Regions from separate parts of the Homo sapiens genome. Here region 2 is linked to region 1. Evidence: chromatin loops called from intact Hi-C (ENCODE). Cell type or tissue: mammary epithelial cell. All regions are shown on one strand. Links, peaks and the distances in the headings refer to the core of each region. The heading gives the core; the rest is flanking DNA.

Region 1 (2,914 bases), core at 222-2,721:
GAGAAAGCAACAATGACCCCTTGTTCTGACAACTTGTTTGATTATAAACACGTTTGGTAAAAAAAAAAAAAATATTTTCAGCAAGGTTGTCAAATCTGCAGATCTGTTTGTTTTTGAAGGCATAGAAATAAGAGTAGCATATCCTTGCTGTTTTGGGTGACGGAATCATGCCTGCAAAAATCTCAAAAAGACTGTGAAACATGCAGATGTGGTCACAAGGAGTGCAATAAAAATGGAACTGTTGTTCAGAAAGAAACGCCAGCATCCCACAGACATATGTGTGGTCCCATCTGTGATTCTAAATTCATTGCTTATGAACAACTAAGGAGTTGCTGGAGATCAGAAGCCATCTCTGCTTTTATCCCTTCAGAAGTAAGGCGGCATGCAGCTGGATACATCTACCCCTCCTAGAACTTGAGACAAATGACATTCACTCCTGTCTAGACCCAAGACCTCTCATGCCAATATCACTTTTCATTCCTGAAACTCTGATTTAAAGAGACAGGCTCTGAGGCCATCAACAGTTCCTACCTGATGGTTGATTGTTGATCCACGTAGCCCCAGGGTTACAGCACTGGAAGAGACCATGTACTTTAGACCCAAGCTTGAGAGCCTGAGTCCCCTCCATGGCAATTCTAACAAGTGTGTTTCCATCTCCCTGCTTGAGTACTCACAGTGATGGGCAACTCACTGCTTATCAAGGCAGTCCATTTTTAAAAATAGTTTTTAATAATAATTTATTTCTTAAATGGACTTGAAACTGTTTGTTTGTTTTGTTTTGTTTTTTCAGCTTCCGTTTCTCCCTGCACTGTCCAGGTAAGGAATGTGATCCTATGACAAAGAATCCCTTCTGACCTCTGAAGACAGCTAACACACCTCTTTTCTTTTTTCCTCCAATTTAAATGCCTTCACTTCATTGAGGGTAACATGTTATAAATTTCTATGGGACCACCTCAAAGGGCTTTTGCATTGCTGAGAGTGGACAAGGTTCCAATGATACTGTGGCTTCTCCCGGACAAATACATGCATTTGATTTTTGCCAGTTTCCAAAAACACTTACAAGAACTGAGTTGAACCTGGCTATCACTTTTCAAATTTACATTGTTTTCCTAATGCAATTACATTTTTTTCTTGTTTATTTCACTTTGTTCATCTGTTGATTATTTTTAAATGCCTATACTTTCAAGAAGTTTAAAATAACTAGATCTTGAGAACCTAGAACATAAGCCAAAGATGTATGTCTGTAGCTAAAGATATTTTGGCCACCAGAGGGCTCCCAGATTTTGATCATTATTACTCTACCTGTATTTAAACAATCAAGACAATTAAGTGGACTTATAGAAACAACAAATTTAAATATAAGCTGTTTCTGACACAAAGATAGGTCACAAATTTTTAGAAACAATTTTATTTGCCTTTGCCTCTTAATTCCAGCACATTAACTTCTTAAACACTGTGCATATACACAATGATTTAATCCCCACAATCTTCTTAAACACACACACGCACACAAAGATTTAATCTACAAAATAATTAGTCTTGATCTCTGTAAACACATTTAAATGTTTTATGACTTACTTGTCTATATCTGCAGAAGTTTTCAAATGACTATTTTGTGTGGAAAGAATAAGTGTTCTGTTTTCAGGAATATGTAGCTTTCTAAAAGTACGTATTTAGAAGTATGAATGATGGCATAAAATTGACTTGTATATAAAATTGATTAAAAAATAACGCTTAATGTCAGGAAGTGTAAGAGAAGAATCAACACTTTTATACATACTTTCCAGAAATGAAACTTAATAATTTGATATGTCTTTGAGGGTAATTTGTTAAAATATGGAATATTGTAAAATGTACACGAATTTATAGTAAGCAGTAACTTATCTAAGAATTGATTAAAAAATACACAAATATTGGGATTTTATAAGCAATTTTAAAAATAGTAAAAGTAAAGGAATAAGGACTAAAATGTCATCAATTATGTGAGGGGAAAATAAATCGTGGGACCCCAAAATCACTAAGCCCAAGGGAAAAGTCAAGCTGGGAACTATATCAGGCAAGCTTGCCTCCCATTTTATTCCAAAATAAGATAGCTACAAAGATTAACCAAAAAAAAAAAAAAAAAAAAACTACATAGCTCCCTCACAATTTGCCCACTAGGAAATTCCTTGCGGGCCCCAAGATCTTTACCCTAAAATAGTTCTGTTGCATTTCACCCTGACGAGATAAATTGATAGCTTATCTTCACAGGTGCGGGACGAAGGACAGAACTCAGTCATTCCTCTGCCCATCTGAGACAAATGCACATCTGATTTGCTTCCTCTGCCCTATGTTTATTTTATCTTATGTAAAAATAAAGATTCACTGAAATTTAAAATTCTCTTTCTCTTTCCCCAATATCTGCCCTTTCTCCTTTAAATCCCCAAACCCTCAAAATCATCTTTGGAGGAAGGCACAGACCTGTGTCCTGGGTGCACCTCCTCAATCGATTGAGACCTGTCTGAGATACTTTTTGGTTTGTAATAAGAAACTAGTTAATTTCATAGCAGAGACAGAGAGAGGAGGAAGAGAAGGAGCGAGAAGAGAAAGGAAGAGAAATACACTATTTCAGAGACTTATAATATTTCAGGGTTACTATGAAATGTCCATGAACTCAAGCTCAACAATCTGAAGTCAGGGAGTAAATGGAAAAACAGCAAATATTGCACACAGGATTGGGGAGGGGGAGGCCTCAAAGGTTTTGGGGTTTGGAGTGGGGCAAGGGCTGAACAAGGAGGGGTTTCCTGAAATTCTGCGTCCTCGTGCCCCGCCTGCACATTCAGCTGCACATTATGCTGCTTCCAGAAGCATCTCGATAGCCTAAGGGGTTTATTCTCTGGCTAAACTGAAACAGATTATTGGGTATTTAAGATGG
Region 2 (2,914 bases), core at 186-2,685, 370 kb after region 1:
AGCCACAGGCGTTTCTGGAAAATAAACATTTCTACCGTGATTGAGTCACTACGACAGAAAAAGGTGGGTAGAGCAAAAGAGTCCAGTGGTTTAGTCAGAATGCAAGATAGGGACCAGGAGAGCAAGTCCAGGAAAGCAAACTAAGAGGGGGAGCCAATCAGCTAGAGGCAGAAGAGAGAGGTGGACGGGAGGGAGGAAGGTGGACAGGAGTTAAGGAGGGGAGAAAGGCTCTGCCTATCACTTTTTCCTTTCACTCCGTAAGGAACATCATCTATTTCCACTACTCCATACCATGTGCTCTGCTCTGTGCTAAGGACACGCTCAGGCTTCGCACGCATTTCAGACTATGGAGGCTCCTGTCTAGCTAGTGAGAGAGGCAGTCACTAGCCAAATCAGCATCACCTAAATGCAGGCGTAACGATTACCACAGACTCCATCAAGGAAACAGCCAAGATTTTTAGAAAAAGGATAATATGGAGGGAACTGATTTTCAGGAGCAGATTTGTGAAACCCAACCCTTCTGAACGTCCTGGTCAGAAGCTGTCTGACCTCTGAACCAAAATCCTGTCCCTGCTTCCCTCCTGCCACCTTGACAGACCTTGCGTCACCTGCAGAAAACATCCGTGTGCTCCACCCTTTGAATTCAGAACGACATAGTGGATACTCCGTGGGGCTGCTGGAATCTTCCATTCCCACTGCCTTATCTTAACCCATAGATTCGGCAAGGGAAATGCAACTTTGAATTTTCTGGCATTTTCACAACATTGAAGAAAAGAACATAAATATAGTTGGGGGGAGGGGCGCGGAGAGATAAGATGAGCATTTTTGTGCCCAGGTCTTTGGAACTTGAAGAGTTAACCCCCCAGTCCAGGGGAACAGGTGTTTTCCAGTGGGCCTGGGGGAGAGGGAAGGGGGCTCCCGGTCCCGGAGCCTTGCCTGCGGAGATTGATGGACTGCGGAGGAGCGGGCACGTCAGCATCACCCCTGTCACCATCAGCAGGAGAAGCGGCGGCTCCTGGAATGACATTGGAAGGTCAGCCAATCAGGCGCGGAGCTGCTCCCGGAGCTGCCACCTCCGAGGCGCGCGCCACGCCGGGGTTCCCTCGCGGCTTTGGAAAGGGGGTGCAAATGCACCCTTCTGCGGGCCCGCTACCCGCTGCAACACCTGTGTTTCCTTTCTGGGCACCTTCTAGGTTTCTAGATATTGCTGTGAATACGGTCCTCCGCTGTACAGTTGAAAACAAAGGCTGCTGGACCTCGCCTGACCTGCGGTTGCCTTTGCCCGGTTCCTGTTAGACGAACTCTACGACGCCGGAGTTTGGGCGCAGTGAACTTGAGAGATCGTGGGGGAGGCGTCTTCAGAAGAAAGCCCCTGACCATCTGCATGGAGCAGTCCTCCCTCGGTGGCGGCTGGGTTTGCTGGCTCTGCTGAAGGCTGGCTGCAAGAGTCTTGTGAGGTTTGCCGCCCACTAGTGTCCTATGGCGGGGACACAATCGGCCTGCAGGTAGCACCACCTCCCTATCTCCCAGGCTGAGGGTGCGGGCACCAAGGCCCAGCGTGCACTTCAGCGCAGCAGCCAAGAAAATGCCCACACGCGCTTGTTTGTGTGGGCACACCCCTGGGTGCCTGCCCTGCTCTGGAGAGGTGGGCCACGCATGGAAACCGAGGAAATCGAAGTGCTCATTTCCGAAATACTATTGAATGCACTGCCTAATGCAAAATACATTCTTTTTCACTACCTATTAATTATTTATGAGCCACATTCATAATCTTACCCGTAGAATTCAGCTAATTTTACGAAACCTGGATGCCACATTTTGTAAATGCATCCACTTGATAAACCCATCCTTTTATTTTGCAAACATAAATTTCCAATCTACAGTGTTCACAGGTCTTTCTTTATAAAATGACCTCTCTCTCTCCCTCTCTCAATCAAGTTTTAATACGCATTGAATTGAGTCTCTTGTCGAAATACTCCGTGCACCTTACTCCAGACACATCTAACATAAAATACCTTGCCAGCTACCCGGAGGTCCAGGAATTGGGGATTAGAATTGGCAAATATTTTAGTCAAAATTAGTTCCCCTACCAGAATGCTGTATTGCGCTGGTTCTGCCCCCCGTGACTCACTGATCCCCCGAGGCAGCAAACCGTGGTCACACCAAAATGACAAAGGAGAGAGTCAAAAAGTGGAGAACGATCCACTGGCATTTATTGAAGGTCTGCGTGGCATTTTGTTTTCCTACAGAGGGCATCTTGGAGGGGCATGCAGCTTAAGTTAAAAGGCCTCGGAATTTAGGTGAACCCTGAGATTATGGATAGCTTTTTAATCTGTTTAATAAAGATGGGGGAGAAAGGGAAGTGGAGGCAGCCCTGAAATTGTTCACCTGATAACATTTCTTCCTTACATACATTTATGTGAATTAAATAAAAATCACCTTTGAAGTCCTTAAGGTGCATTTGTATTTACAAAGGTCTGCTTCTAATTAAATAAAATAGCAAGCGTGTGCTCTGTAATTTCCTATCAAGTGAATGGATGAAGCTCAAAGGTGCTGCATACTCATCTTCTCTTTAATGAGCACCTTCTTACTCCCAGCACCCCACCGTCTCTAATCTCCATGACCCTCAGGCCCCATGAAAGCGGATGCAGTAGAACTGAAAATCCCACAGCTCAGGAAAAGATGATGTCAGGAATGCATGCATGTGTGTGTGTGTGTGTGTGTGTGTGTGTGTGTGTGTGTGTAAAAACAGAGATGCCAGGATACTAGCAAAACTATATTACATATAATAAATCTAATTCTTCATCATTCTGTTTGTCTGAAGGCCTGGCTCTTCTTTTAGCAATAATTTTAAACTAGAATGTGCTCTGGGGTTAAAACCAGGAGAAATGGTAATGAAACACAATGCAGTAGG

The links. Peaks named below come from ENCODE experiments on the same cell type or tissue, not always from the same donor. Only the 100,000 strongest peaks of a DNase experiment are listed, where the experiment ranks them.
Region 2: it touches region 1 in a loop (16-fold over the local background); 22 of 110 quality-filtered maps call a loop at or near these places.

Annotation. Positions count from the first base shown.
Region 1 is chr21:40,465,823-40,468,736 of GRCh38, forward strand. The region is part of intron 3 of DSCAM (DS cell adhesion molecule); the gene reads right to left. Among named protein-coding and RNA genes, the nearest start is that of DSCAM-AS1, 84 kb to the left of the region's middle. In mammary epithelial cell, for the core only: a CTCF peak has its summit at 1,258 (motif pointing right); no DNase peak of the experiment used is centred there.
Region 2 is chr21:40,840,666-40,843,579 of GRCh38, forward strand. All of the region lies in intron 1 of DSCAM (DS cell adhesion molecule), which reads right to left. Among named protein-coding and RNA genes, the nearest start is that of DSCAM, 5.0 kb to the right of the region's middle. In mammary epithelial cell, for the core only: a CTCF peak has its summit at 1,479 (motif pointing right); no DNase peak of the experiment used is centred there; H3K4me3 peaks cover 1,319 bases; H3K27ac peaks cover 1,444 bases.